Regions from separate parts of the Homo sapiens genome. Here regions 1 and 3 are each linked to region 2. A link is a contact called in ENCODE Hi-C or POLR2A ChIA-PET data. All regions are on one chromosome and are shown on one strand. The core of a region is the stretch at or near the end of the contact, and the rest is flanking DNA. Distances in the headings are between cores, read along the strand shown. Region 1 overlaps ZBTB20 (zinc finger and BTB domain containing 20). Region 2 overlaps ZBTB20 (zinc finger and BTB domain containing 20). Region 3 overlaps ZBTB20 (zinc finger and BTB domain containing 20).

Evidence for each region. Hi-C counts contacts between places; a loop is a spot of excess contacts on that map. ChIA-PET counts read pairs that join two places held with the same protein, here RNA polymerase II (POLR2A).
Region 1: a loop to region 2 is called in a map of HCT116, with 3 times the contacts of the local background. The contact joins two enhancer-like sites. A Hi-C loop is called at or near these places in 3 of 168 maps with a recorded cell type or tissue (Calu3, HCT116 and endothelial cell of hepatic sinusoid). POLR2A ChIA-PET finds 5 or more read pairs at or near these places in 1 of 52 experiments (endothelial cell of umbilical vein).
Region 3: a map of endothelial cell of hepatic sinusoid shows a loop between it and region 2 (4-fold over the local background). The contact joins two enhancer-like sites. A Hi-C loop is called at or near these places in 1 of 168 maps with a recorded cell type or tissue (endothelial cell of hepatic sinusoid). POLR2A ChIA-PET finds 5 or more read pairs at or near these places in 3 of 52 experiments (OCI-LY7, PC-9 and T-cell).

The regions. Positions count from the first base shown.
Region 1 is chr3:114,550,117-114,553,576 of GRCh38, reverse strand. All of the region lies in intron 6 of ZBTB20 (zinc finger and BTB domain containing 20), which reads left to right. Among named protein-coding and RNA genes, the nearest start is that of ZBTB20-AS5, 98 kb to the right of the region's middle. Within about 2 kb of position 1,441, at least 4 of the 41 ENCODE cell types and tissues checked have a DNase peak (open chromatin) inside an H3K27ac peak, as active enhancers do; they include HCT116, where a contact is called at or near this core.
Region 2 is chr3:114,647,774-114,651,179 of GRCh38, reverse strand. The region is part of intron 6 of ZBTB20 (zinc finger and BTB domain containing 20); the gene reads left to right. Among named protein-coding and RNA genes, the nearest start is that of MIR4796, 94 kb to the left of the region's middle. Within about 2 kb of position 1,664, at least 3 of the 41 ENCODE cell types and tissues checked have a DNase peak (open chromatin) inside an H3K27ac peak, as active enhancers do; they include HCT116, where a contact is called at or near this core.
Region 3 is chr3:114,583,571-114,586,843 of GRCh38, reverse strand. The region is part of intron 6 of ZBTB20 (zinc finger and BTB domain containing 20); the gene reads left to right. Among named protein-coding and RNA genes, the nearest start is that of ZBTB20-AS5, 130 kb to the right of the region's middle. Within about 2 kb of position 1,692, at least 7 of the 41 ENCODE cell types and tissues checked have a DNase peak (open chromatin) inside an H3K27ac peak, as active enhancers do.

The DNA of each region.
Region 1 (3,460 bases), core at 192-2,691, 97 kb after region 2:
TTAACTAATATAAACTGGACCTGGCTAATAATAAGACTGAGTTAGGAAAGCTATAGTTCATCTCTATAGCATCAGAAAAGGAAAGCCCAGTATACTTGTAGTAAATGTACATATAATCAAACACAAAATCCCAATTTTTCAGATTTTTCACTGATTTTCCAAGGACCAAAGAAATGCTTGGAAGAGGATGGTATGAAGAGGCTAAGTGTTCATGGAGTGGAAGTTAAATTATACTTTCAATTATTATATTTTTTCTACAAAATTGCCTAATGTACATTGCTAGAAATTGGTATAAACAGAGCTACTATGCTCATGAAGTATTGATTAATACTTTGTGTACCACATCATACATTTATATAGAGTATAAAATGGTGGAGTTCTTAAGGTCCTTATATGTCACTAATATCCAATTGCTGTGGAAGTCTTATCATGAAGTCTTGGATTGGATTGCTTCTCAAATCTAAAAGCCCAGTTAAACATAAGGCATTGCTCCCAGTTGCTTTCTTGGCAAAACATCATATAACTGTCTCAAGAAATAAACGTGGATTTGGAGAGAAAAGGGTAAATTTGTGAAGCTATATTGAGGACACTTCTTGGAGTGACCCAGCATCACTAGTTTAGCTTGGACTTATTTTTTGTGCATTTATATAAAATAGAATGATTGAAAACAATAATTCTGAAGGCAAAAATGTAACACGAAGTAACAGACACCTTCTTCACATGTATCACAAATTTGAAGCTTCCACCTTTGTCATGAATGAGCAAATAGAGAGAGACCTGGCCTTTCTGTCTAGCTTCCTCTTAAAAGCCTCTTAATCCAACATAAGAGAGTTTTATATATTTTTTTAACAACAACAAACATGAATCAAATTGCCTGGTATAGCAGCCAGTGGCCACATCTGCAGCAAAGACTTTTTTGTGGGAGCTCCCAAAGCTCATAACCATGGAGTGAACCATAATTATATTGTTTAGAAATCCATGTCAGAGAAAAAGCTTTTTTGACTTTAACCATTTCCCATTAATTTTGGGCGGTTTGGAAATAGGCCAGAGAAACATTTTACCAAGTTTCTGTAACTTTTCTATTATTTTAATGGTTCTAAAGCAGAACTGATTAGTGAATGACTAAGGGAAGTGGAAAAAAAAAAAAACAGGAAGAGTCAAGTAAAAAGCTCAAAAAGGTGTCACTGTCCTTGATTTTGTGATCTTTTTGGGATAGATTTCCTAATCTTTGATGTTTTCTCTCTTCATGACCATTCCAGAGAACTTCAGCTAGAGACAAAATAATAAGGAAATACAGTTAAGCTATGTGGTAGTGAATAAATACCTGGATATCTAGAATTTCCAAGTTTTGTTTTGTTTTGTTTAGAGACAAGGTCTCGCTCCGTCACCCAGGCTGGAGTGCAATGACAAATCATGACTCACTGCAGCCTCCACCTTCTGGGCTAAATGATCCTCCCACCTCACCCCCTGAGTAGCTGAGATTATAGACATGAGCAACCATGCCCAAATAATGTTTTAAAATAATATTTTGTAGAGAAGGAGTCTTACTATGCTGTCCAGGCTGGTCTCACACTCCTGGCCTCAAGTGATCCCCCCACATGGGCTTCCCAGAGTGCTGGGATTATAGATGTGAGCCGCCACTATATTTTTAGCTGAAGATGAGTTTCCATTTATTTATAGAAATAAAAGTGTTCTTAATAAAAGTTCTGTGAGCTTTATTTCTTTGGAAACCATACCTAGAAGTTTACAAACACATCTGGGGTACAATTGGGACACGTCTACTCTATGTTTCACCTCTACTCACATCCTTGTAGTGTTTCTTATAGGCAAGGAAAATACTTCATATTGAACATATGATAAGTGGCAACTTTGCTGAGACTAATTTATAAGAATAGAAGCTGAAATATTATCCATGGTTTCCAAAGAAAAGCATTTTTTCCTGAATAGCCCACTTCCAATCTATCATTCTTCACTTTGTTGCTTATGTATATCTCTATCTTCATTTCCATATATCAAATATTACCTATCCTCAAAGGCTCATCCCAAATGCCTCTAACTTTCTGAGGCCCTTATTGCTTACTTCTCTTTAGCTCTCCCATGCAACGAAAGTCATTGACTTGTATATACCACCCGCCCACAATAAATTTTTGTGCACTTCTTTTGTAAAGCTTATTACTTAATTTGCATAATTGTCTATAAATTTGTCTAATCCCTCTGCTAGGTATGAACTCTTTAAGTGAAAGAACTTTAATACTGTGTCTTAGGACAGGACACAGTAGGCACACAGTAAATATCGTTACGCAAATTGAATCTCTTTTATTGTGAACAGGAATTTTTTTCCAGAATTTTCCATACTATTTACAGAATGATAGACTGATAAATGCATCACTATATTCAATCGAATATATTTTTAATCGATTAAAAAACAATCGATTTAAAGACAATCGAAATAATTTTTAATCCTTGTGAGTCTACAAACCCCCCTTGTTTCAGATGCTCAGTATCCTCTTTAAAAAAATTTATTTTGGCCAGTTGTGGTGGCTTATGTGTATAATTCCAGCACTTTGGGAGGCTGAGCTGGGCCGATCCTTTGTGGCCAGGAGTTCAACACAAGCCTGGCCAACATGGCAAAACCCCGTCTCTGCTAAAAATACAAAAATTAGATGGACATGGTGGCACATACCTGTAATCACAGCTACTCGGGACGCTGAGGCACGAGAATCGCTTGAACCCAGGAGGCAGAGGTTGCAGTGAGCAGAGATCACGCCACTGCACTCCAGCGTGGGTGACAGAGTGAGACCCTGTCTCAAAAAACAAACAAACTATATCTTGGGATCTGTAAAATTACTCATAAGTTATGAGTTTTTAAAAGTAGAGCAAATCCACAAACTGAAGGAAAATAAAGAGATCAAGAATGGAACCAGAAAATAAGAAATTATAACTTTCTTTATAAAAAGTAAATGAGAATCTTTAAAGACAACCCCCCAAAAAGCATTATTTACAGAGTTAAAACAATGCACTTATTAACTTGCCATCTTCAAGGCTTCCTTCATAAGTGAAGAGGAAATATCACTGAAGAATTAAAATATTGTCTGGCATCAGGCTTACTCAAAGCTGTTGACAAATCAGCTTACAATTTGGACTTCAGCCTATCCACAGTGAATGTGGATCAGTTTGGCTAGTGCATATACTCTATGCACATCATCAACCAAACTATGGAAAAAGTGATGTAAATATGACTGACCGCTGACCCAAACTGTAGTGAGGAAATATTTTAATTGCGTAAGAAAAATGAGATGGAATTTGATAAGGGAAGAAAAAATAAATAAAGAAGTTATAGGGTGGGCACAGTGGCTCATGCCTGTAATTCCAGCACTTTGGGAGGCCAAGGCAGGCGGATCGCAAGATCAGGAGATTGAGACCATCCTGGCTAACACGGTGAAACCCCATCTCTACTAAA
Region 2 (3,406 bases), core at 415-2,914:
GAAATGTAGACAAGTGCACATTAACCTGGCTGAGTTATTTCCTTTCTTGTTCTTTTTAAACACATATTCTAGCCCAGTCTATCAATGCCAGATGGCAACTACATTTTGATACACTGAATATTTACCAAGTCATGTGGTATGCTTTTGAAGTATTTTTTAAACCCTTTCCATCAAACGAGCTGACTCATCTCTCATTCATTTATTCCTGCTTTTAACAAGTTGTATTTTTAGAAACTTGACCTCAGTTTTATCAAAATGATAAATGATATTGTAAAATGATGCATCCGAAGTTCTACAGGCCTGACTACACTTTACATCCTACAGCTATCACGTTTATTTTTCAGTGTTTAAAATGTTATAATGTACCAATTTTCTTATTTTCATGAAACTTGACTCCAACTAGATTATTGTGTTAGCACAGAGGAATATAATGGGAGAATATTTATACTTAGACAGCTTTAAGATATTCAGGAAATTAAAAGCATTTATGGTTGAAATAATTTTAAATGACCATGAAAATAGCAACTTAACAACTGATATTTATGTCCAAGACCTTTAAAAAGCCTACTGGTAATAGGCAGTAGGTCTAATAATAATAGTAGGAAGAAGATGAAGAAGACTAAAAGGCTGTCAGAATACTGACTCCCTGCTATGTTTTTTGTTTTCTTGATCTTCATGGGAATATGCTTTTGTGGGGGAAACTGTTAGAATATTTTTTTGTAAATAGATGTTAATATTTCTTAATCTAGGGATATTAAAAATAACAGGAGAAAGTATTGACAGACAAAAGTGCATGGCATTGAAAATGGTTAGTAAAGGCCAATGCATATTCTTAGAACTCTTCCTGGCCTGTTGATCTCTAAAGATTATTTTCAATTTTTTAAGTTTTTATGGCTACTTTTCAATGGTCTTTCAGAAATAGATGATATTATGCATGTTATGAAGTTAATAATAATGCTTTATATAAACGAGTGGAAGTTTTCTTTGTGAATAATTTTTTCAGAATTTTTACAGTGTTTTTTCTTTTAAAAAGCAGACAATAGGGATATTTGGAGAGATTAAAACTGAGAAACATGAAAGGATCTATTCAGTTTTACAAAAAATCTTTCATGATACTCTTATCCATTTTATTTTCTAGCTCTCTTTGTAATTGAAATTGTTTCTCTCTTGTGTGTGGCAGAGTTTGTGTAGTGCCTAGTCTGGAGTAGCTTCTCAAAAGCACAGATTGCCTTAATAATATTAGTGTATATAAATTCAAAGCATGGTGCCCAAAATGTAGTGTATATTGTTGTTATATTATTATTGCTGTTGTTCTTATGACTGCTTTTAAAGGGAAATCTCCAATCAGCCTTTTAATGTTATCTCATTTAGCTTATGCTTTTATAAAAGATTTGGAAAATATATAATTTACCTAGTGTAAATTTAAAGGAATGTGACTTGGTCAAAAGAGACATTCTAGAGGCAAACCAACAACAACAATACTGAATTCATTAAAGTTTGGATTAGAATTTGTTTTTTTTCTATATATAGAAAGCTTGAGATCAAATAAATTCTATTCCTATGACACATGTGGAATTTCTCTCTCTGAAGGTGTTGTCAGCTTATTCACCTATATGACCCCCTAAAAGAGGAAGTACATCCTGATGAAGTACACCCATGAGTCACAAAGCAGAGACTTGAGTCCATTATGCACTCTTTTAGGATTTGTAGATCTGCAACATTGTTAGTGGTTTCTTTAGAAAAGAATCCCATGGAACTCTACATTCTTTTATTAAATGAGCCCAGAAGATTTTCTACTTACCCTTTCACTTTTAATAGCCCTTTTGTGTGTAAACAGCTTCTCAAGAACTGGAATTTTTAGAGTATATCTTCTTTATTTTATGAGTTTCACTTGAATGTTTCTAACTTCATGGAGACTCATCTGATTGAATGGTAACATTTTGTATTCAGGCAGCAAGGGATTTTGTAGTGAAAACATTGTGGTGGACACCCAAAAAATAAGATTTCTAATATAGTTTATAGTGTATTTTTCTCCTTAAAGTTAACAATGAAGGAATAGTGTATCTTTTTGGCTCCTCTGTCAAATTAAACTGTGGGGTAATTAAATCATTGTATTATTTGGGAAGAAAGAAAATGGGTGGACATAGATTAAATTTTTAAATGGTGAGCTACTTCAAATACAACGAGGATCATTTTATTTAGTAACGTATAGGTCAACTTCTTAAAACTATATTATTTTTAAGCCTTTAAATATTTAATTTCTGGGTCAGCTGATTAGTCAAAAGAGTAGAAGCTAGAATAAATAATATTTGCCTTAGTTTCATTTTAGGAAACACTACTTTCCATATCTGCATAGTTTGAGTTAGTTGCCTTTGGGTTGAAATTTAATGATAATCCTCTGACAGTGTCAATGATCTTCCTCTGCTATACTTTGAACCTTGAAATACATTGAGACAAATTCCAGTAGGGCTAACATGTTTTGTTTTTCTTAATTTTCTCTGTATTTCAGATCAAATTTCACTCCTCTGTTATACTCTTATTCTTCTAGATTTTTATGTACAATTTATCAAATGCTATCTTTTAGGGGGTAGCCTTTCCATCTTGTGTAATATAATATTATTATTGCAGATAGCACAAATTAGTAGTTAACAGTACACTTTTATGAATGACACTTTCTAAATTTAAGATGCCATCATGCCATCATTCTGTTCTATCAGTGCTTTGGAAGATTGTGTGGATATGGCAAGTTTTCCTTTAATAAATAAAGATTATTATGTCTTCTCGTTTATCTGGTGACACTTAGCTCATTAAATCTTTGAAATTATTAATTTTAAGAATGTATATAAAATGCTTAGCAAAATGTATTACACAGTAAGCACTCCACAAATGGTTTCTATTATTATTATGTATAACATGTTTATAGCTATTAATGATATTTAAAATACCAATAATAGTGTAATTACTACAATGCCTACTAGTAATGAATAATAAATATTAATTATAATTAATTGTTTTCTCAATAAATTTTTTATTGATGAGTAATAAGAGGATAATGGAATGTCATAATACATTCTATACTACAGTAAAATCAACTAGTCAAAACATAGCACAAAATACATTTAATGTAAAATAATTTAGTTAAAATTTGCATACCATGTGATTGTGGAAAATGTCTAAAAGGTTAACTTTAATAATCTAGAAAAGTTTTATGTTTCTTATAGTTCTGATCTTTAGTTATTTTCCAATGACAGAAGTTGGAGATTAATCATTTTTCTTCTACTCCTAATGTTTTCTCAATTGGAAGATTAAAGAGATGTCAACGAAGTATCACCTGATTATTTATCAAGTGATTGTTACAGAGACTGAGTGCCCTCAGGATTACATATCTTTTTTTTTCTCTCCCACA
Region 3 (3,273 bases), core at 443-2,942, 64 kb after region 2:
AGACCATTTATGTCAGATGGAAAGGAACATGTGCTGTTATTTTCTACCTTCGTCCCAGGAGGTTAAAATGACTTGAAGAAACTCAGCAACTTCAGGTGAAGGACCTAATGAGAGGATCTTGAATTCTTGATCTCAAATCTGCCAGGGTCTCCATTCACTATTAAAAAGTCAGCCTAGTGAGGATGGCCCTAGTTATTAATTTGATATTATATTACTTTATTTTACCACAGTTAAAATGTTCTCTGGATTAGTATTGACCCTATAGTTACCCACAAGGTATAGAGAGAAGTCAGTGGAAATTCTCTTCTCAACAGCTAAAGTGGTCCTTGTCACCAAAACAGTCATATGCTAAATCACATGTCAGTGTGACATCGCCAGGCCTTAGCTTCTCAGGATCTACTTGTTACAAGTGAGTTTATGTGGCTTGAAGCATATGGCCTTGATATATGATCCCAGAGCAAAAGGGCAAGGTATTTCAAGCTGGCCATAATTTTATTGTCTCTCACAGGCTTGCTTTGTAGTCATTCCAATAAACTAGATGGGAAATTTTTGATGCTCCAAGCTATCCAGTCTTCAGGACTTCATTTCATGATTCAGAGTCCAGCTAAACAACTCAAGAGTGCTTTTGTGTGACACTGACCACAGGAACAAATAATTGCTTAGTAATTCTCTTTGAGGTAGAAAATTCTAAACATGGAGGAACCATTTCCCCTTAATGGGAGCCAGAAATCCTCTAAGTGCTTGAAATGGCATTCACAAGTCTGAATGGTAAACAGATAAAAACAGGAGCGCACCAGTTGCACAAATGACTTGCTTGTCACAAACTTGTCATTGCAGTAATCTAACATTTCTTTCACAGAGCCCGATGGAAAGTATGGAACAAACAGGCCCTGCTGACGTTTTGGCTCTGCTAAGCCTTCCTCCGAGCTAAAGCATCTGCAGCATCTTCCTGTTCTAGACCCTTTATCTGCTGAAGTTAGCTGATACTGTACATGTCAGAGAAATGTTTGACTATTGCATTAACAAGTTGATGACAAGCAAGTTATTCCTGCAACTGAAATACTGCTGCTTTTAGCAGGCTGCCATTTTGACCTTCATTTTATTATGCAGAAGAACCCTAACAGAGCAGAGCACTGGGGAGAAACCAGTGTGGTTGCCCCAGGCCCATACAAAGACCACCTGCCTAGGGATTAGGTATAGTGGTACAGGGGGCATACCAGGCAGGTCCATTAGAAGTATGGAAGGGATTCCTTGTAAAACATAAATGTGAATACATTAGACGGTTTCAAAGATTGTTCTTGCAGGGGTAAAATGAACTGCACAGAAATAGATTTCTTCCTGCATCCTCTGAACCCCACACACATGTGCACATACGGCTGTGTATGCTTTATAGAATGATATGAGATGGGAAACTTAAATGAAAATTGTATATACCAGCTCTACACATAGTTTTTGTCAATTGTTGGAGTTCCTGTCATCAGTAGCTTCCCTTAACCTCCTCCTCACTCAGCATAATATCTGGAGTTATCTAAACCTAATCAGACCCATGCTCTTGTCCCCTCAAGAGCACTGTTATCTCCATTAGCCTCCTCATAGAAAATTTAAGCAGCCCTCTCTAGGACATCACCAGTTCATTTCCAACCTCAGCTGCCAGCAGGGAGTACTCCTACACTGTGTAACTTCAGCCTCTCGCCGTTCTGTTTGAGGAAACTTCCTCCCCTCAGGGACCCACACTTGGGGTTCCTCGAGTGTGTAGTCCAGAGGGTCCCAGCCTTTAACAGGAGCCTTGCCTGTAAGAGAAGCCTTGCCTATTGCCCCCTATGGTGTTTTGCCTTTGTTGATGCCATAGGTATATCAGCACTTGGAACAACAGAGAGTTTGCCCTAAGACTTTGGCCTTTTCATAAAACTGAGCTGCTCTTATTCACCAAGGTGTCAGCTGCCTTGTATTCTTTCTAGACGCTTCAGGTCTGTTAAGGGTACACTGATAGTGTTTTGTCTGATTTAAATATTGACGCAAAAAACTTGCATTCTCGTACTTATTTTCTGGCTGGTGCCCCAGGTACTTTCATTTTCAAAAGTTCTGTGTAAAAATGATAATCATTGTCCATCCATGAGAACCACATTTCTTGCCAAAGTGGTGATGAGGCTTAACTTTCTTTTAGACTTGGCAAATTGCACACATTACTGTCTCCAGGGTGAAATGTTTTACTCCCATCCCAAATATCTCTTGATGTAATCTATACCTTAGCTTTGTGGAACAACTACCTCAGAGGACAGGTGGGAAGGGTGTGAGAAGAGAGCCTTTTTTTTTTTTTAACAGAGTTAGGGATATTGTCCCTGGAAAAAGAGGTGAAGATAGTTTGAGGCAGCATTTAAAGTTTCTGCAAAAGGAAATACGTGAATGAACAATTTGAATTGTAAATGGAATTTCATCAGCTTTTTCTTTCTAAAGTTCCTAATAGGATTTCCATAATGATTTTGTGTTTTCCTTCTTAGTAGAACTTAAATGGCAAATAAATGATACACTATTTTTGATTTAGAAAAAAATAAAAATCTTTTCTGTGGGAGCTCTCTTTTTAAATACACATTAGGGGATAGATAATGGCAAACAAAAAAAAGTCTTTCTTCCTATTCAGATGGATAGCTATCAGTGTGTGTATGTCTTTTTAATATTTATTTATTTGCTTATTTGATCATTTATTTGTCTATTTATTGTAAGGAAATTAACAAAGGAAAGAAGAAAAACACCTCATGATAAATTAATCTCATTAGATACGTAGAATTTTAGGGCTAGAAAGGAGTTTGATGATCAAGCTATGACTTTATATCACACTCACTTTAGAAATGTGAATGTATGTGAATTTTGAGACCCAAAGATGTTTAATCAGATGAACCAAGATGCGCAATAGGATTGTGGCAGAGCTCGGCCTAAAACTTTCATTTCAGGCAATACTCCCTCAGAGATTACATTACATTTTTTAAAGCTTTATTTTAAACAAAGACAGTCTCATTTTAATAATTTGCACTGATGTGCTTAAATCTAATAGAACATTTGCTATTATAGTAACTGAGACCTCACATTGGTTACACCAACTAAGGAATATACATTTCAACAGTTTGAAGACATTTCTTTCTAAGCCGTTTCTTATTTGCATAGGGTAAGGAACCTTAGTTAGTTCAATTAATTTTTATCTTTTGTAAGATTTCAAAGAAACACTTGCACCGTTCCTATTTACCTAAAAACATGTTTTTTAAATGAATCTGTTTCTTT